2 separate regions of the Homo sapiens genome follow, and region 1 is linked to region 2. Evidence: read pairs that join two places in POLR2A ChIA-PET (ENCODE). Cell type or tissue: HepG2. All regions are shown on one strand. Links, peaks and the distances in the headings refer to the core of each region. The heading gives the core; the rest is flanking DNA.

What was found. Peaks named below come from ENCODE experiments on the same cell type or tissue, not always from the same donor. Only the 100,000 strongest peaks of a DNase experiment are listed, where the experiment ranks them.
Region 1: POLR2A ChIA-PET joins it to region 2 with 12 read pairs; 3 of 35 experiments call an interaction of 5 or more read pairs at or near these places.

Annotation. Positions count from the first base shown.
Region 1 is chr14:100,657,812-100,668,462 of GRCh38, reverse strand. All of the region lies in intron 1 of LINC00523 (long intergenic non-protein coding RNA 523), which reads right to left. Among named protein-coding and RNA genes, the nearest start is that of LINC00523, 5.9 kb to the right of the region's middle. RefSeq lists enhancers at 1,364-1,865, 6,742-7,941. In HepG2, for the core only: a CTCF peak has its summit at 4,997; DNase peaks (open chromatin) are centred at 2,780, 4,992, 5,395 and 7,802; H3K4me3 peaks cover 393 bases.
Region 2 is chr14:100,746,035-100,756,685 of GRCh38, reverse strand. No RefSeq gene overlaps it. Among named protein-coding and RNA genes, the nearest start is that of DLK1, 24 kb to the right of the region's middle. RefSeq lists an enhancer at 351-1,550. In HepG2, for the core only: a CTCF peak has its summit at 7,525 (motif pointing right); DNase peaks (open chromatin) are centred at 2,455, 5,505, 6,285 and 9,515.

The DNA.
Region 1 (10,651 bases), core at 835-8,834, 88 kb after region 2:
AGGGTAGATGGTGTGAGTACATGTGCACCTGTGTGCATGTGTGAGGCTGCTGGGTGGTCCGTAGCTTACAGATCAGCTATAGCAGGGTTTCTTGAAGAGCCAGCAGTTGACCCCCTCCCTTCCTCAGCCTGATTCCAGAAGCTTCCTTCATGCCCACCCCTCACCGCTGCCCCTGTCCATCTTGGTCTGCCTCCTCTTTGTCTTCTGTGCGCATCTCCCCCTGCACTGGACAGGGCTCTTGGCACTCCTTGCCTCTCAGACTCCATCCAGGAAGCCAGAGACCACTGCCCCTTCTCATGCCTCCGACCCCAGCCAGCCGCTGAGTTAGCATTGGGGCGAGCCACCAGGCCAGGCCCACTGTGCATGCCTGGTGTCCCAGGTGTGGTCACAACTGGCCAGGTGGCCAGGGGAAGCTGCATGGACTACAGGAAGATCTGGCCACGGCTGCTCTGGGTCCTGAGGCCAAGCGGCCCCCTCCGTGAGAGCCCAGCTGCCTGGCACTGCCACAGGGACTGTTTTTTCGAGATGAGACCAGGCATCAGCGTTTAGGGGACAAGAGAGGGCTAATACCCATGTCCACCCAGCCAGGGAACATTTGATCCACTGGCGAGCAGCGAGGGGCCGCTTCCGGCCTCCCGGGCGCCGCTGCTCTCCATCTGTGTGCGTGGCTAATGAATGCTCCTCAGGAGGCCTGGAGAATTCGCTTCCCGGGGCCCAGTTGCCTCCTGGAACGTGAGTGGGTGACCGAGGACATTTCGGGCAGGGTGCCCAGCCACCCCTTCTTAATAACCGTATGGACATCCATGTTCTGCCCAGACCCTCTGCTGCCCAGGGAGACTCCCGGCCCTGCATGTGGGCCAGGCTCCTGCCTCGCCCTCTCCAGCCTCAGTCTCCCTCCTACGCTGAAAGGCTGAGTCTGGTGATTTCAAACCTTCTTGCTATAAAGCATAGTTCTCCAAACATGCTCTCATACACGTGCCCCAAATGCACAAAACAGATCAAAATGGCCCAGGAGGGCTGGGGCCACATAGACAACCAGGGCAATGCAGGGCCCAGGGTGGATGCTGAGGGCCAACATTCCTGCACTCAGCCTTGGTGGGTCACTGCATCTCTCTGAGCCTCAGTTTCCTCATCTGAGAAATGGTGATGATGTCGTCCTCCTGGAAGAGGTGAAGCTCAGTGTCTTGCAGGCCAGGCTTTGTCCTCTGCCTCCCCAAGCTCACGTTCCTCACCTGTAAAATGAAGAGACTCAAGCCCCACTCGCCTCCCAGAAGGCCATGTGCTATTCAGACCCGTGATGGTGGCTACAGTCACACAGGCGGCTGGAGAGAGGGGGCCAAGAGCCTGGGAGAGGTAGGGCCAGGGGAGTGAAGGCTGAGGGCTGGGGGACTACCGCGGGTGTTCCGCTGAGGCGTCAGCTCTCTGCAGCCCCTCTCCAAGATGCCTGAGGTAGGCTTGGGAGGCATGAGGGCGACCTCAGCACTTTTCACCAGCTCCACCCACCTCACAACCCCCTGGACGCCTGGAGATGCAGGCCAAGACTGTCTGAGCTACTGGCATAGTCTGTACTTATCCCCCTGAATTCTTCCCTGTGTCTCATGAGAAGGAGAAGCACAGTCTCACATCTCCAAAGCCAGAATGATGAGGGGGTCCACTCTGTCCCTGAGCTCTTTTTCTTCTTTGTCAATAATATAAGGAGGGCACCAGCCTGTCTGACCCTAGAATCTATCACTCTGCAATGCCTGCCTGGATGGCTGCTGATCTTCACCCAGAAAGCCAAGGCTGTTGAGATAACAGTACCAACTCAAAGAGAAAGGAAAGCACGGGATCGCTGTAGCAAGGGGCCAGGCAGCATTCTAGTCCTTGGATGGGGATCCATGGGGGAGGTGTCCCTGGGCACAGCACATTCCTTCCCTGTGCAATGGAAATCCCTGCCCCCAGGTGAACACAGTGGGAAGGGCTGGAGAGTGGAGAGCAGGGACTCGGCCAGGCTGGCTCTGACCCACTCAGTCCTCTCTCACCTGCTCTGTCTGTCTGGATCCCATTGAGTGCTCAAGTCACTAAAGCACTACCGTTTACAGTCATTTGCTAAATGGATGGTCCACACCTGGGCAGTTTGTCCCAAACCCTGAGGCAGGGTTCATCCTGCTGTTCCTGAACAAGAACTTCCAAGGCTGGTCTGGGGGAATAGAATCTTCTAAAGTTTTCCAGGTGATTTTCCACAGTCAATGAGAAGACCTGGGTAAGGGTCCATGAGCCTACACGCTACCAAAAGCGCCTGGGAAAGCGCAAGGGGGAAAGCCCAGGTGTTAGGTTCCGAAGGCGCTGGGGAAGCCAGGCTGCCCCGAGAACGTCCCCCTCTGAGAGATTTTAGGTGAGTCACCTCTCTGGGACTTCAAGAGCCAGCCCAGTAGCACCCTCCTCTGGGATGGAACCATTGGTCTTTCTCCCGCCTTCCTTCTGTCTTTGCCCCGACACTGCCACCAAGGCACTCGGCACAGTGAGTGTTGCTTCCCATGGAGTGTGAGCCACCGACTGCCACCACCACCAGCTCATGCCTCTTCTGTGCCAGATGAGTCAACTGCCTTAAGTAATTCTCACAGCAACCACCTGCCATTCTGCCCACTTTCCTGGTCAGTAAACAGTGCCTCACACAGAGTTGCAGCCTGGCTGAGTTGCAGCTCAGCTCCACAGACTCAGAAGCAAGTCAGCTTTTGATCACGGAACCTCCTGGAAGGCAGAGTCCCCGGACTTCGCCCTCCCGCCCTCCCTCTCTTCCTCTTGCAAACAGTTGTTCAAGGTCTGCTGTGTGCCAGGCATTGTCCCGGATGCCAGGGCTGTGAAGACACATCAGAACGGCCTGCCAGGGGAGACAGATGCTGGGGCAAATGCTCCCAGGGCAGGGTGGCAGGAGCTGGAACCGAAGGGAATTCAGGATGCCATTTAGACTACAGGGTCACAAGGAGGAAAAGGATGTCTCTTTGGGGGTGGGGTATGGAGAGACGCCACAGACAAGGCAGAAAGTCTTTGTTTTCCTGGGGCCCCCAGCACACAGCAGGAATGGCTAAAAGCCTAGAGGACACAGCAGAGCTTCCAGCCTGTTTCTTGCTCGTCTCAGTCATTGAAACTCCTCAATTTCATGATTGTACCAGCCCACATCTGTTTATGCGCTCATCGGAATCCGCGCTGACAATGTATTTGTTTAATTTCCAGCAAGAAGGGGAAGATTTGTCAGGGTCAGGGATACGTCTTGCATAAAACATTCTGATTAAACTCTGTTGGCCAGAGAATTACTTTCCCATCATACTTAGAGAAATCTAGTTGTTTCCTAATTGGAGTCGCTGCCTCGCCAGCGTGTTCACCATTTACAGTTCACTCTCTGCCAGATGTTGCTTGATTGTAAATTCCTCCCCAGAAGGGGGCCCCAGGTGTCTTGGGAGAGGTGCTAACTGGCACAGGCCATGGGAGGCCTCTGCATGCTGAGCTGGAGGAGAGCCAGTGTCCTAACTGGAGGCCGGGAAGAGAACGTCCTTGTCTACAGTGGCCGAGGGGGGTGGTTATTAAAAAACATGGGACCAGGGCCAGGTGCGGTGGCTCATGCCTGTAACCCCAGCACTTTGGGAGGCCGAGGCTGGTGGATCACAAGGTCAGGAGTTCGAGACCAGCCTGGCCAGTATGGTGAAACCCTGTCTCTACTAAAAACACAAAAAAATTAGCCGGGCATAGTGGCACACACCTGTAATCCCAGCTACTCAGGAGGCTGAGGCAGGAGAATCGCTTGAACAAGGGAGGTGGAGGTTGCAGTGAGCCGAGATCAAGCCACTGCACTCCAGCCTGGGTGACAGAGCAAGGCTCTGTCTCAAAAAAACTAAAACAAAAAAACCATGGAACCAGCAGAGTGTCTCAGCATCATCAGCTGTCTGATAGGTGAGAGCCCACTTGGAGCCAGAGATGGGGAGGGCTATTGTGCTAGCTTGCTGAGGGCTGAGTCGGTCCTTGGCCTTGACAGAAGGGGCCGGCAGAGGGGCACTGCAGGAAGCCAGCAAGCAGGAGGCCTCACTCAGCCTTGGATGGGGCAGAGAGATCGCCAAGAAGGCGCAGTAAGGAGCTGTCTGCCTCCCGAGAGGGTTTTGGGTGAGGACAGACTTTGAGTCTGTCTTGAGGAGAGTGGGGGGGAAGCAGGAGGAAGAATGGGGAGCCACCACTTACTCTATGTCTATTGAATGCCAATTCTTCATATATGTAGCAGTCCTGCTAAGTAGTGGTTATTACGCCTATTTTTCAGATATGGAAGCTGAGGCTCGCAGAAGTATAGTGGCTCATCTGGAGTCACAGCCAGAAAACAGAGGCACAGGAATGTGAACACAGGACCCAGGATCAGTATACCTGGAGCCTGGCCCACCGCACACAGTAAAAACCACAGGAGGGCAGAGGAGGGGGAGGTCACCACAACCCTTGGTGCACGACCACCCACAGGAATACAGAGGTCTCTTTTCACTGTGCTGGCATGGCTCATGATCAGTCAGTATACAGGAGACACAGACCCTCCCACAGTGCCCCTTCCACGTTCACAGCAGACATTGCTAATCAATCACAGCATGCCTCCAAGCACCAACACCAACAATCAGGGTTGGTAGACTGGATGGACCAATTCGCCATCCTGGGCTAGTTCTTTGATTTTAGTGGCTGAACTGTTCAATGCAGCAGCCACGAGCCACATATCGTTACGGGGTGCCTAAAATGGAACTCACATCTAAAGTGCATTTAAGTACAAACAGCATGTTGGATTTCGAGACACAGTCTAACAAAAAAAAAGTAAAGTATCTAATAAATGTCGTGTTGATTACATGCCAAGATGATACTATTTTGGATATACCGAGTTAAAGAAAATATAACACTAATTTCACTTTTCTTGTGTACTTTTTAGAAATGTGGCTTACGTTCGGTTTCCGTTGGACAGCGCTGGTCTCGAGTTCAAGCTGTGCCAACAGCGCCCCTGGTGGCCGAAGTGGGTAAATTCATCTGACCAAGGGCCTGTTTTTCTACTGGAGACCCTGCGCAGGTTACTCCACGGTTCTGCACCTGTTTCCTCATCTGTGAAATGGGGACAATAATAGTTCCTATCTCATAGATTGCAATTCAGGAATAGATGAGTTAAAATATGGAAAGTATGTGAAGCAGCACCTGGCACCGTAATAAACGCTGAGTGACAGTTGGCTATGTTTTTATTATAGCATCTTGTTGACTGGGAGGTAGATTGCAGGCCCTTTTCTCTCCTGGGCCTCCCGATCTTGGCCCCACTCCAGAGCAGCCTCCACTCCCCAGGAGAGATAGGAGCTGACGTCCATCAGGAAGAGCACAGCTTCCTGCTGTGTACACCGGAAGAGGCCCCACCAGGCCAAAGCCATGAAGCCATCACTGGAGCCACTTCCTGTGTCTCACTAATAAGCTTCCCCATCACCCCTCACTGGGGTTCTGGTTCCTACCTGAGCTCTTGAACCCTGAGCCCAGTTCAAATCTCTGGAGTCCTCAAAGCCCCCGACACTCTTGCTGTTCCCTGACTCTCCCCACAGCATGGTTGCTGACACTGATCCTTCCAGGAAGCTGCTTAACTCAGTCCCATTTCCCAACAAGCTCTGAGAGTCATTAAAAATAATAATAGATGTGCCTTTGCAGATATAAAGCAAGAATGGCTAGTTGTGGCATTTCTGCAAAGCTTAAAAAACACAGAAAAATTATTTTTAAAAAAGGAGGGGGGAAAGGCTTTTGTAATTCCACCACCAAGAGTCAGCCACTACTTACTATCTTCCTAGCTCCCTTTCTAGAGCAGTGCTGTCCAATAAAAATGTAAAGTGAGGCCGGGTGCAGTGGCTCACACCTGTAATCCCAGCGCTTTGGGAGGCCGAGGTGGGAAGATCACCTGAGGTCAAGAGTTCGAGACCAGCCTGGCCAACATGGCGAAACCCTGTCTCTACCAAAAATACAAAAATTAGCCGGGTGTGGTGGCATGTGCCTAGAATCCCAGCGACTCAGGAGGCTGAGGCAGAAGAATCGCTTGAACCTTGGAGGCGGAGGTTGCAGTGAGCCGAGATCACGCCACTGCACTCCATTCAGCCTGGGCAAAAAAAAAAAAAAAAAAATGTAAAGTGAGCCACATAAGTAATTTCACAATTTCTAGCAACATGTTTTGAAAAGTAAATTTCACCTGGCTCTTAACCAGGTGAAATTAATTTTAACAATATATTTTATTTAACCCAATGTATTCAAAATATTATCATCTCAATGTGTAATCGATGTAGAAATCTTCACGAGATCGTTTACATTCTCCTTTTGTACTAAGTCTCTGAAGTCCCGTATGCTGCTTGCACTCACAGCACCTTTCGATTTGGTCAAACTGCATTTCAAGTGTTCAGTACCCATGTGGCTCATGGCTGCTATATCAGAGAGTGCAGGTCTAGGGTGCTTTTTAAAGCAAATGGGCGAGTGTTGAGTGTGACAATGTTGGACTGTCAAGGCCTGTAGAGTTTGGGACCCTGCTAGTCCACACTTGCCCCTGAGCCTTGCAATAATGAAATCCCTTCCTTCCTCAGGGCCAGCTGCTCCATGCACACCATATAGAATCTATACACTCTTTCCCAAGAGCTCCATGCACTATTAGGTGGGGAATCATTGGATGTCAGGAAAAGAAAGGGCAAGATAGCTCCATGGTGCCCTGGGTCGACGATGGAGAAGCATGCCTCTGAGAGCCCTCCAAGGTTAAGAAACAGGGAGTCCCCAGCACCCCTCAATCATCCTCATTCACATTGCTACTGCCCCGTTTTCCACACTTCAGTTTCCTCGGATTTCGTACTCCAGGCAGAAGCTCCAAGACGCCTAGTACTTCAGGTTTGACATCCTGCCAGCTTGGGCTCCAAGCAATGGGCTCCCCGTACATTGCGAACCGCGTGTCTCCCAAGATGAAAGACTGTAAAAAAAAGATAAAAATAGTTCCCGGGAAAGGGACTGCTTCAGCTGGCCCAGTTTGTAGAGTCCCTGTTTCATCTCTGATGTGAATAATTCATCTCTTCTAAAGTGCTGCTGTTAAGTTAGGAGCATCATTATTGCATTTTTTTTGATGAGGCACTTCTTAAAAAATCATAAACACCCAGCACATTAAGAGGAGAGCCTGAAGTACGTCATTTAGAGCCATTTGCTCAGGCAGAACCCAGCGCTTGTGATCCGTGCCGTCAGCTTGTTCCCTAAGCTGACATATCAAAGCTGCCTTTGGTTTCCTCCTTTGCTTAGACTAGGGAGTATGACCTTGCTTCTTTTGAAGAGTTTGCAGAGGTGGCCCTGGAGAAGGAAACAGTCCGGCCTGGGAAGCAGGCGGCCGGAGGGCTGGCCCTTGCTCTCTTTGGCCTCTTCTCAATTACCTTGTGAAGACAAGCACAAGTAAACAACTCTGGAGTGAGGCCAGCTCAGTATACATTCTTGAAGAAGCCGAAGGGCACTGCGATATGAATAATAATATGAGTAACAGTGACTCATGCCACCATTAATTGATCACTTACTACATGCCAGGCCGCCCACACTAAGAGCTCTAGATGCATTATCTCATTTCATCCATGCAACGCTATGAAGAGGGACACTCCTATTATACCCATTTCACAGATGAGGGCACTGAGGCACGGAGGGCAGGGATGAGTCATTTGCAGGGCTGTCTGCTCCTGTCCTTCTCCACCTCTCTCAGTGGGGAGGGACACTCCCCTCCAATTGCTGATAGTCCCTGGAATCCCAGCTGAGCCCAGAGCAGGTCTGCAAAGAGGTCACTGAACTCCGTGATAGTAAGGTCAAGGCCACCCTGAAACCAGCCATCTCCTACAGAGCCAGGCTGCCCTCCCCTTGCACACAGGCTGCCTGGGCTTAAGTTCCGCCAACAGACTTGGAGCAGGAGGGCTGCGGGCTGCCCTTTGTATGCACATGCGTCTCCAAACCAGCCTTTTTACAAAATGTATTTTAGTTGTGGGATCCTTTATTCCCGTGAATTCTTATCCAGAAGCCCAAAATGTAGAATAGATTTTCAGGGAGTTTCCCTGGTTGAAGGGAGGCATGGGGGACCCAGAGACCCCTAGAACAGCCCTCTCAGCACCCTGGACCTGGGTGAACCAATGCTCTGAGTGACTTCTTTGTTTGACGAGACGGGTCAACTGAGTCCCGGGGAGGGCAGCCACAGGGCTAACATTTACTGCGCACTTGCCGCGAGCCTCACTGTGCGGAAGCTCTCTCGTTCTCTCCGGTTACCCCGAAGCCTCAGGCTCCCCTAGTTCACCAAGCCCAGGTTTCTGGGAGTGAACCTGGTCCCGCTGCCTGCTCCACACCTTGTACATCTTTGTCTCAGGTCTCGAGGGACAGGATTGAGGTGGCCCTGTCCCTTCTGTCCCCTCCATCCCCAATGACAACTGATGGGTTCCAGGTTTTCTGTTTCCCTTTAGCAGGAAAATGGAGCCCAGAGATTTGGTCTGGCTTCCCACGTGAAAAGTCCACCTGCTACTTGGCCGGTGTAGGTGTGGGCTGACCAGGTGCCTCCTGGCCTCTGGGGCCTCCTTTCTGGCACAGTAGAGCCGGGGTGGAGGGCGGCCCCACGGGGACAAGGCTTGGCAGAGCCAGAGGTGAAGTGGCCGGCATGGCAGCTATCCACAGCTGGGCCCAGGCCTGCCCCAGTGGTAGACACAGGGGCCCAGCTCAGGCCCCATAAGGAGGAAACTAGAAACAATTTTCCTCACCTCGCACAAATCCCATCCCAAATTCCCACCCACCAGCTTAGAGGGAGCGGAGGCCTGAGCTCATCTTCTCACGTGGAGCTCGGGCATGGTGCTGGGGCCCCAAGGCCCCGGAATCCCTGTCTGGGCCTCTGATCCCTGTCTTCAGAAGGTGGCGAGCCACCCTTCCGGCCTTAGGCCTGCTGACATGGGACCCAGTGTCTGTTTGTCCAAGTTCAAGGATTATGAAATGTGGGTTATTGCCCTGCTCTGCTGATACTGGCTCTGTGGGGCCTCCATCCCAACCCCCTGATCGCAGAAGCCCCAAGCTTTCTGGAGACGCTTGGCCTCGTTTTATTCTCCCAAGAAGACCCTGCGGTGGGCAGAGCAAGACTTTTAGCCCCATCTCCCTAGCGGGAGAACTGAGGAGTCACGGCAGTGCCCTGGCCCCAGCTAGCAGAAGTCTGGCAAGCTCCAGGGATTTCGAATCCTCTTGGGAATTCTCGCAGGAGCCAGTCCCCTTTTTGCCAAGTGACTCCCACACAGACCCATCAAACTTTGCAGGTCCCCATGGGGGAGCAAACTTTGCAGGTCCCCTGCAACTGGACGGGGACAGCCCTGAGTGGTGAAGCGGGGCTCTGTGGCATATCCCCCGGCAAGGAGCCCCCCTGGCCACACCCACTGTCCAGGGATGCTGCCCCCAGCCAGACCCTCAGCCTCCTAGTCCTGGACCGAGACAGGGTGGGCTCGGGCCACACATGAGACCTCCCGTATATGTCCTGGGCTAGCACAACTGCTGGGTTGGCCAGCACTGGGCTAGGTCTGACCCCAAGATGGAATAAACAAAGGAAAATCCATGACAACTGGACTTAGCTCAGGGTGGGCCCTGCCCTGACATCCTCTCATCCCGCAGAGCTGCCCACACACTCAGGGGCATGGAGGAGCCACAGGCTGGCCAGGGGCCCAGCACCCTGGAGGACACAGAGAGGCACGGAAGTCACCTGGGCTGGAGGGGAGGAGTCAAGGCAGCCCTCCCAGGGACAAGGCCCTTCCGGCTGCAGCTGCAGAGAGGGAGGGAGGAGGAGGAGCAGGTCTGCCCTCTGTTCTGACACCAGGGGCCTTCTGGAGCTCCCCCAATGCTGCTCTCCCCATGCTCCTCCTCCCCTCCATGGCCTAGCCACCTCCCCTTTGCCCTCCTGGCTGCAGCCTCTGCTCCCCTCCCCATCCCACTTGCCTGAGCCAGCGCCACCTGGCCACATCCTGTATCTGCCCTCACTGCCACTCCCCAGGGCCCCTAGTAGCCCCCTGCTGTCCACAGGGACAGTCCCACCCCTCCCCACCGGGAACAGAGCCCAGCACCATGTGGCCCCTCAGGCTGTCCAGCTCCAGGACTCCTGTCCTGGCCACACCCTGCACTGTGGCCCCAGGTGCTTGGGGGCGTTCCCTGCACCTCCAAGCTTTAGCCACAGGTGCATCCTCCTGCTGGAAGGTTCTCCCTCCCCTCCCCACCTACTGTTCTTGCCCCAAGACTGGTCTTCATAGCCCGTCTCTGGGGCCTCTCCCCATTCCCTGGCTCATCCACAGTGAACCCCTCCTGGCTTGTCCAGACCCCACCTCACCTGGACCACAGCTTGTCACAGTTGGCCTGCATGCCAGACAGTGGCTCCTCGGGGCAATGACAGCATCTTTCTTTTCTTGAGCTTCTCTGAGGCCAGCCCAAGACACAGTTCAACCCGTGTTTGTTGAATGAATAAATGACCTACAATGGGGCCTTACCCTTTCACACCCAGGACAAAGTCATTTGCTCCCTCCAGGTTTACTTTGCTTTACTTTGCTAAACCACCACGCTTGCTCTCCTCTGCTTCACTCTTGCCTCCCACTGCCCACACCGAGTGTCCACCTTAAAGGGAACC
Region 2 (10,651 bases), core at 1,520-9,519:
TTGATTTGAGTGCTTATATTTGATGTAATTATTGATATGGTTTAATTTACATCTGACATTTTGCTATTTGTACAATGTGACAATCTGTCTTTGGATCTGAGTGTTTATATTTGGTGTAATTATTGATATGGTTTAATTTACATCTGACATTTTGCTATTTGTTTTCTATATTTCTGATGTCTTTTGCTTCTCTCTTCCTGTTAGTGCATTCTTTTGTGTTAAATAGATATTTCACAGTGTACCATTTTAATGCCTTATTTTCACTATATTTTAAATTTTATTTTCTTAAAAGTTATTCTGAACATTACAATATGCACTTTAATTTAAAATAATCTGTATGGGATTAAAACTAACTTTATTCCAATAAGATATAGAAATTTTGCTCCAATATATCTTCCTTCTTTTCTCATTTCTTTGTGCTAATACTGTCTTATAAAATGCATCTTGATATATTACAAGCCTAACAATACAGTTTTATAATTATTGCTTTATTCAGTTATGTTTTACATCAATTAAGAGAATAAACAAGTAAAAAAACATATTTATGCTAACATTTACATTTACCTTCACAAGTGCTCTTTATTTCTTCATGGAGATTCAAGTTATCGTATGATGTGATTTTCTTTAGCCTGAAGGACTTCCTTTAGCATTTTTTGTAAGGCAGGTCTGCTAGCAAAGAATCCTTCCCGTCTGTTTATCTTGGGATGTCCTTATTTTGCCTTCAGGTTTGAAAGATAATTTTGATGGATATAAATTCTTGATTGATTGGTTTCTTCTTTCAACACTTTGAATATCCTACTGCCTTCCAGCTTCCATTGTTTCTGAAGATAAATTAGCTGTAATCTGATTGTGGTTCTCTTATACATGATGAGTCATTTTACTGTTGTTCCCTTGAAGACTTTGTCTTTGATGACATATGTTATAGTCACAGTCTTTGCCTATGGTGTGTCTAGGTGTGGATTTCTTTGAGTTTATTCTATGCTATGATCTGAAGGTTTGTGTCACAAAATTTATATGCTGAAATTCATATGCTGAAATCCTAACCCCAATGGTAGTAGGAGGTGGGCCTTTTGTAGATTAAGCTATGAGGGCAGAGCCTTTGTGAATGGGATCAGTGTCCTTATAAAATAGGCCCAAGAGAGCTTCTTCACCCCTTCTGCCATGTGAGGACACAGTGAGAAGGCACCATCTGTGAACCAGAAAGCCAGCCCTCACAAGACACTGAATCTGCTGGCACCTTGATCTTAGACTTCCCAGTCTCTGGAACTGTAAGAAATAAATTTCTGTTGTATCTAAGCCACCTAGTTGATGGAATTTTGTTAAAGCAGTCCAAACAGACTAAGACATTCCACTTGGAGTTTGTTAAGCTTATTGTATTTACATACTAATATTTTTAAGCAAATTTGGGACATTTTCAGCTATTCTTTAAAAGAAAAAAAAAGGTTTTACCCCTTTCACTTGATGTTGTCCCACAGGTCTCTGAGAAGTGCTGTTCATTTTATTCTGTTCTTTTTTCTTTCTGTTCTTTAGACTAAATGGTTTCTATTGCTTGTCTTCAAGTTTGCTGAGTCCTTCTTCCTCTAGCTCAAACCTGCTGTCGAGCACCTCTAGTAAATTTTCATTTCAGGTATTATACTTTTCAATTCCAAAGTTTCTATATAGTTCTCATTAATACTTTGTATCTTTTTGTTGACTTTCTCTGTTGGTTAGACATTGTTGTCTCATACTTTACATTATTTCTTTGTTTTCTGTTTTTTGTTTTTTTTTTTGAAATAGGGTTTTGCTGTGTTCTCCAGCCTTGTCTCAAACTCCTGGCCTCAGGTGATCCTCCCACCTCAGCCTCCTGAGGAGCTAGGATTACAGGCATGTACCACCACACCCAGCTGCTTTAATTATTTAAACATAGATTCCTTTAGACCTTTGAACATGTTTATAGTAAATTATTTTAAGTCATTGTCTACCAAGTCCAATATCTGAGCTTGCTCAGAGATAGCTTGTATGCACTGCTTCTTTTCTGTGTATGACCACATTTTTCTATTTATTTGTATGTTTCACCATGTTTTTGGAAACTAGAAGCTTTGGATAAATATTATAACAAATCTGAGTTCTGATTTGTCTCCCCTAGAGGCTATTGCTGCATTTATTTGTGTGTTTAGTGACTTGCCTGGATAAATTATTTAGAGCCGGTCTCCCCTCCAGTGTGCAAACATGGAAATCTTATTTGTTTGTTTGCTTAATTCCTGCCTTCATTTTAAACCTTTTCTATAGATTAAGCATAATCTGGGTAAGCATCCTTAATAGGCAGCCAATGATTGGTCAGAGGTTTTGCTTAAACACCTTCAGCCAGTAAGATTTCTGCCCTTTGGTGTGGTGAGGCACACACTCAGAGGGCAGGCAGTTTACAAGTGTGCCCACCTTCACTTGCTGTTTGTGCAGGGCCTCGTGGTCAGCCAGGAACAAACAGATAACTGGGCCCTCTCCACTCTCTCCTGCACATTCCTACACCTTGGGCAAGTGCACAGCATTCCAGATTCTTAGAAATGTGTCAGGTTTATCAAAGCCCCTATGGTTGTCTTATTTCCCAGCTCTTTCTTGTAAATTTTTGGCTGGTTGCTGCTTTCCCAAGTCAGTGTCACAGACTTAGGTAGCTGTGACATTGGCCTTCTTTGATTGTCTGCTATAGAGATGGCCTCTGTTTTGACAGTGTTTCTGGACATTGTGCTTTTCTATGGAGCTCCAAATTAGATCAGCCCCCTCTAGCAGCAGCAAGACTTCTGGGTTTATGGTTGCCACACCACAGAGTTCAGAGAGAGGTGGGTGGGAGCAGCCCTGTGTTGAAATGGCACAGACCCCGCCACTGTCAACAAAGGCTCAGCTGTTTTTATTAAATAAATGTCTTTCCATTTGTTATTTGTCTTTGGTTAATGTCCAGAGTTCCGAAATGGTTGTTTTTGGCAATTTTGTCCAATTTTATCATTGTTCTTATAGGGACAGGATTTGCTGTGGTCCTCCTTCCACCTTTCTCCCCATTTAACTTTAAGCTCCACTACTGCCAGTCACTTCAGGCTCCTCCTATCAAGAGACCAGTAGGCAAGGAAAGGGGTCACCATTCTGGCAGGAGAAATCAACCCTGATCATCAGAAAGAGATAGGGTTTCTATTACATTATGGAGCCAGGAAGGAACACATTTGGCACCCAGGTTATTTTCTGGGCATTTCTTGGCACAGTTTGGCCCAATTTGATCATAAGTGGGCAAGTGCCACAGTCATGACCAAAGCCAGTGCATGGTGACGAAGGTTTCAGACCCCTCAGAAATGAGGGTCTGAGTCACTCAACCCTATGAGCCGCCTAGATCATTACAGGTACTACAATGGGATGAGAAAAACCTGGAATGGGTGGTGGAGGTGGGAGACAATGAGCATCAGTCACGGCCTAAAGATCAGCTGCTGTGGTCGGGGCAGTCGGTTCATCCCAGCAATGCTCCTCTCGCAACTTGTCCCCAGGAAAAGAGGCCCATAGAATCCAGGAGGAGTCGCTCTCAGGAATTATCATATGAAATAAGGGGAGTCAAGTGGCATGAGGTGTGGACTGTAACCTGTGCTATTTGGGACTGAAGCATTAATTTCCCCAGCTGCTGGAATGGTTGGTGGCTGACAGCACTCAGCTGGGTCCACCTCTCCCTGGTGCCATGCCTTTGGCTGAAGAAAGCCTCACTGCCCACGGTCAAAGGCCCTCTCCTGTGGCAATCCATATCCAAAGATAGGTCAATATGGAGATACAAAGACTCCTCCCCAACCCCCACCCCAATGTGGGACAACTCTGAGAGGATGTCTAAAGCTCCATGGGGATTGTCTGAGACTTTGTCGCAACTGCAGAGCAATTAAACTCATCCCACCGCCCTTCTTGGTTCCTTCACCCCCACCCTCCTCGGGAGGTGTTGATCAGGAGAACATTTCTCAAAAAATCTCTTGTACATAAATTTCCACTCAGTGTATACTTCCAGGGGAACCCCACCTGCAACAATTGGTATCTCACTCTCTTGTTTCAATCATGCATAATTAAGCCCAGGCAACACAGCGATAACTCATCTCTACAAAAAATGTAAAAATTAGTCAGGCGTGGTGGCACACACTTGTTGTGCCAGCTACTTGGAGGTTGAGGCAAGAGGATCCCTTGAGGCCAGGAGTTTGAGACCAGCCCGGGCAACATAATTAGACCTCTGCCTCTACAAAAAAAAAAAATAGAAAGAAATTTTAAACATTAGCCAGGTATGGCGGCACACACCTGTAGTCCTAGCTACTCAGGAGGCTGAGACAAGATCACTTGAGCCCAGAAGTTTGAGGCTGCAGTAAGTTATGATCGTGCCACTGCGCTCTAGCCTGGACAACAGAATGAAGCCCTTTCTCAAAAAAAAAAAAAAAAAACCATAATTAAGCCCAACAATTAACATGAATGAATCCTCCTCCTCTATTTTTCTGGCAGCAGACAGGGAGAAAAGGGTGGCACACACAAAAAAGTCTAATTGACAGATGCTAAAATTGAGGGCAACTGTTTTATGAATAGGTAATTAAATCTTTTTGTATGCCAATGTCTCATCATTGTATACCAATGATGAAAAATGTTGCTTGCAGAAGAACTGCCACCTCTGGGATTTTTATAATAACTTCTGACAATTATATAGAATTTACAAGGCCTAAGCTGGAAACAACTTCAAATGAGGGACTGAGTCTGATGTGTCCGCAGTACCCACATTGGGCACTGCTCCTAGAAGAGGCTGGGACGCATTTCCTAAGTGAACGAAGGTGAAAACCCTTTCGCATGTGTCTTGTCGCACTGGTCTCTTCCAACACCCACTGCAATGGTGGGTTTGAGTCACATAGTAGTTGAGAGCCATGGCTTGGAAACTGTACAAGCCAGGACCCCATCAGCGGAGCCGAGCCACTCAGACAGAGAGGGAGAGAAAGGGATCCATTGCAGGGAGTTGACCTCACACAACTGTGGGGCCTGGCTAGGCAGTCTCTGTAAGTCTGTTGTCTTTGCATCCGAGGCTGGAGCTCGGAGAACAGAAGGCAGTGGGGAAGGCAAGAGAAATGTAAAGTGGGCAGATCGAGAGCGAGCCGGGGTCCATAGCAGAGCGGGCCCCACAAGGACAAGCACACCCGGCTCAATTCTTTTTGCCTCTAAAATTGGTATGAGTAGCCCACAGGATCCCAGGGCTTTCATCGCAGAGCGAAACACACATGCCTGGCCCAGGAGCCAGGGAAGCAGAAGGAGGATCCGGGGGTGTGGTGCAGCCATGGGCCCAGCCAGTCTCATGTCAATGAGGTGATCGGAATATCAGCAACCTCATAGGTGAGTTACACAACGGCTGTTCCTTCACCCTGCCTTCTCAGTCTCCCCGGAGTCAATACTGTGGCCCACTCTCACCAAAAATACACAGGAAAGGAAGTTCTGGGTAACATAACTCAGCCTCGCTAAGCTGATACATTACCCATACACCAAAGTCCACCTCTTGTCAACTTGACACCCAGGCCCCATCTCCTCTCCAAAGTATGAATGAGACTCACAAAGTCATCCTTCTGGATTACACAACTATCTTACAGCTACACATTACACAACAGCCCTGCCTATACCTACAAATACACTAACCTTTCCCCAGAAGAGGATAGAAAGTCCTTTTTTCCCCTTTGGACAAGGTTGATTCTTCTAGCTCACTCACACTGCCTGTTTTAAATTCTGCAGCCTAGATACTGAGATACGAAGCTAACTACTGGTTCCGCATCTTATGCTAGATGATGAGATAAGAAAAGAAAACAAAAAATACACATACATATAAACATATTCAAAATAAGGAAGAAAGACCCATGGTTATTACAGTCCTCATTTCTGCCACTGGTTACATCGTCCTAACAGGCATTGATAACTAACTCCTTCCAATGGCCATTTCATATTCCCTTTGGCTTTAGCGAGCATTCCAGCTACTCATGGTTTTTTGCTTTGTAGAGTGCCCCAAGCATTGATTCATGAAGACTTTGGGCCATTGGAGGTTCTGCCTGAATTGGGCTGGTAAAGATTTTCATTGGTTTTAATCACAGGGCAGGGGAGGAATAGAAAACACCCAAGGGTCTCCTGCAATTCATGGGTGCATTGGCAATCCAATCTCTCCTTGATCGGGATTGATCAGGATCAATCACCCCAGCCAGTACAGTGACCCCCCTTCTTCGCTTGTTGACTCAGCAGTATGAGGAGCTCAAAGTGACCGGATGGCAGTTTCAACATCCAGCTTTGCTATAGTTTGCATAGGGTTTGTTTGGCTCCATCAAGTCTCTTCTTGAAATTTGGCCCTGGGTGTTAGCCGTGGAGGCCTGGTGGGGGGGTGTTTTGCTCAGAGGAGCAGATCCCTCATGAACAGGCTCTTAGTTTCCACGGGAACTGGCGGTTGAAAAGAGCCTGGCACCCTCCTTCTTTTTTATTTTTTATTTTATTTTTCATTCTTTTGAGAGAGTGTCTTGCTCTGTTGCCCAGGCTGGGGTGCAGTGGCGTGATCACGGCTCACCTCACTGCTGCTTCAATCTCCCCAGCTCAGGCGATCCTCCTGCCTCAGCCTCCCAAGTAGCAGGAACCACAGGCACAGCTCCCATGCCTGGCTGAATTTTTTTTTTTTTTTTTTTTATAAAGACGAAGTTTCACCATGTTGCCCAGGCTGGTCTTAAAGTCCTGGGGTCAAGTGAACCTCCCACCTTGACCTCCCAAAGTGCTGGGATTATAGGCGTGAGCCACCACACCTGGCTGGCACCTTCCTTCTGCCTTACTTGCTGCTATGTGATCTCTGCATATGCTGGCTCCTCCTCACCTTCCACCAGGAGTGGAAGAACCATGAGGCCCTCATCAGATGCAGGTGCCAGCACCATGCTTCTATTTTTATTTATTTATTTTTTTTGAGGTGGAGTCTTGCTCTGTCTCCCAGGCTGGAGTGCAGTGGTGCAATCTCGGCTCACTGCAACCTCCGCCCCCCGGGTTCAAGTGATTCTCCTGCCTCTCAGCCTCCTGAGTAGCTGGGATTACAGGCACATGCCACCACGTCCAGCTAATTTTTGTATTTTTAGTAAAGGGAGGGTTTCGCCATGTTGGCCAGGCTGATCTCGAACTCCTGACCTCAGGTGATCCACCCACCTCAGCTTCCCAGAGTGTTGGGATTATAGGCTTGAGCCACCGTGCCTGGCCAGCACCATGCTTCTTGTATGGTGTGCAGAATTATGAGCCAAATAAATCTCTTGCTTTATAAATTATCCAGTCTCTCATAGTCCTCATGGGAATGCTAAATGGACTGAGACAAGCTCAAGGTAGTCATTGCTGTGTCAATGCCGAAAGGACTTGGTAGGCCCATGTGTGTACATTTTGGCAGAAGCATTGAGGGCAGGGAAGGCAAATTTCATCCAGAGTCAATATCTATTCCAGCGAGAACAAAGTGCTACCCCTTTCCATGATGAAGTGGCCCAGTGCAGTCGTCTGCCTCTAGGTGGCTGGCCGGTCCCTGGGAAGCGGACCATGGCAGGATTCAGTGCCGGTCTCTGCTGGTGGCCCATCGGGCTCTCAGCAGTGGCTGTAGATGATTGGCTTTGTGCAATGGAAGCAGACGTGGCTGAGAGTGTGCAACCTCCACTCCTTCCTGCTTTGCTCAGGAGCCTATATGACAAACCCAAGCATAGGCCAGAGAGGAGACTGCCATCCCCAAAACAGGTCATCCCATCCACCTGGTTAATAAAATCTTCCTCTGCTGAGATCACCCTTTGATGACTTTCACTGAACTTTCGCATGAGACACAAATATCTTCACACTCTATGCTGATTTGGAGAGGTCTATCCACTTACCCACTTCCTCAGACCTTCTTCTCACTGGTTTCTCAATTGTATTCCAATTCCAGTTCTCTAACCGCTTAGCCAAACCATTAGCCAGAGCCCACAAATCAATACAGACCCGTATCTCTGGCCAGCTCTCTTTTCCAACAAAATGAACAACCCAGATTCTGCGAATTGGTAGGATGTCCCCTCACCACAGGCCTTCAGGGCCATTTCAGAGCGGGGCCACCTGTTGCAGCTGTCTGCGCTGGGGTAGTATCTGTGTGTCACACAGAACCATCTATAAACCAGGATGGAAATGCCTTCCTCAGTGACCTGATCATGGGGACCTCCCCTGAGGCCATCAATACAGATTGATAGAGAGAAGGTGGCACAGCTGAGAATAGGGGCTGCAAGCTTCAGAGTATCAGAGTCACTTCTTCTTCTTTTTTTTTTTCCCCCTTTTTTGAGACAAAGTCTCACTCTGTCACCCAAGCTGGAGTGCAGTGGTGCTATCTCAGCTCACCGCAACCTCTGCCTTCCAGGTTCAAGTGATTCTCCTGCCGCAGCCTCCTGAGTAGCTGGGATTACAGGCGCCCACCACCACGCCCGGCTAATTCTTCTTTTAGTAGAGTTGGGGTTTCACCATGTTGCCCAGGCTGGTCTCGTACTCCTGACCTCAGATGATCCACCTACCTTGGCCTCCCAAAGTGCTGGGATTACAGGAGTGAGCCACCACGCAGGGCCTTGAGTTGCTTCTCACTCAACTTGCTTTTGCCTAAAGCATTTGCTCCAGCCTGAGCCTATACATTCGTTTCCATGCGACACAGGAGTACCACTGTGCACGACCAACCTTTTGGCTGTGTGGGTCTGACTGTACTTAGTCCACAGTGAGTGTCTCGGGTCACCTAGTAACTTGGCTGCCCATGGTCAAGAGCTCATTCTCAGCCGGACGCACTGGCTCATGTCTGTAATCCCAGCACTTTGGGAGGCCAAGATGGGGACATCACCTGAGGTCAGGAGTTCAAGACCAGCCTGGCCAACATGGTGAAACCTCATCCCTACTAAAAATACAAAAATTAGCCAGGCGTGGTGTTGGGAACCTGTAATCCCAGCTACTTGGAAGGCTGAGGTAGGAGAATTGCTTGAACCGGGGAGTTGGTTGCAGTGAGCTGTGATCACGCTACCGCACTCCAGCCTGGGAAACAGAGCAAGACTTTGTCTTAAAAAAAAAAAAAAAAAAAAAGAGTTCAATCTCTGTGGAAGCCCAGGAGCAAGTCAAAAGTGGTTTCTCAATGACACCCGAGCGGAGAGTGGTTCTCCACAAAGGAGGGCAGCACCTCACTCCAAAATGTGAATGGTCTGTGCTGTGATTCACCTGGGAGGGGGTGCCAAAAGCTCGGAACAACTCCCCAGGGAAGTGCCTCTGACACTGCAGACACCACTGGATCTGCTGGTTCATATGGCCCAAGAGGCAGAGCCACTGGCACGGCAGCCTGGATCTGCTGTGCAGCCTTCTCTTGTTCTGGGTCTCTCTCAAAATTGGCAGATTTTCACATCACTCAGTAAATGAGTCAGAATAGCACGCCCAAGCACAGTCATACCTCACTTAATCAAAGAGGTATGTTCTGAGAAACGCATCATTAGGCAATTGCGTTGTTGTGCAAACATCATAGAGTGTACTCACAGACACTTAAATGGTACAGCCTACTGCACACCGGAGCGAGGTGGTATGGTCTATTGCTCCTAGGCTACAGACCTGTACTGCATGTGACTGTACTGACCACTACAGGCAATTGTAACAAAATGTAAGTATCTGTGTATCTAAACATAGAAAAGGTACAGTAAAAATACAGTATAAAAAAATAAAAACTGGCCAGGCGGGGTGGCTTATGCCTGTAATCCCAGCACTTTGGGAGGCCGAGGCGGGTGGATCACCTGACGTCAGAAGTTTGAGACCAGCCTGGCCAACTTGGCGAAACCCCACCTCTATTAAAAATACAAAAATTAGCCAGGCCTGGTGGTACATGCCTGTAATCCCAGCTACTCGGGAGGCTGAGACAGGAGAATCACTTGAACCTGGGAGGTGGAGGTTGCAGTGAGCCAAGATCACGCCACTGCATTCCAGCCTGGGCAACAACAGAGCAAGACCCTGTCTCTAATTAAGTAAGTAAATAAATAAATAAATAAATAAATAAATAAATAAATTAAATTAAATTAAATAAAACCTGGTCCACCTGTCTAGAGCACTTACCATAAGTGGAGCTTGCAGCACTGGAAGTTGCTCTGGGTGAGTGAATGGGAAGGCCTAGGACATTCCTGCACACTACTGTAGACTTTATACACACTGAGCACTTAGGCCACACTAAATTTATTTTAAAATGCTTTTTTCCTTCAATAATAAATCAGCCTTAGCTTACTGTAACTCTTTAACTTTGTAAACATTTTAGTCACTTTTAACTTCTTGACTCTTTAGTACTAACACTTAGCTTGAAACACAAACATTGTATAGCTGTACAAAAATATTTCTTTCTTTATATCCTTATTCTATAAGCTTTTTTCTATTAAATTTTTTCTTACTTTTTAAACTTTTTTCTTAAAAACTAAAACCCAAACACACACATAAGCCTAGGACTACCCACGGTCGGGATCATCAGTATCACTGCCTTCCACCTCCGCAGCTTTTCCCTCTGGAAGATCCTCAGGGGCGGAAAGCATGGAGCTGCCATCTCCTGTGATAACCATGCCTTCTTCTGGATGCCTCCTGAAGGACCTGCCTGAGGATGTTTCACCGTTCACTTTGTTTTTTGTTT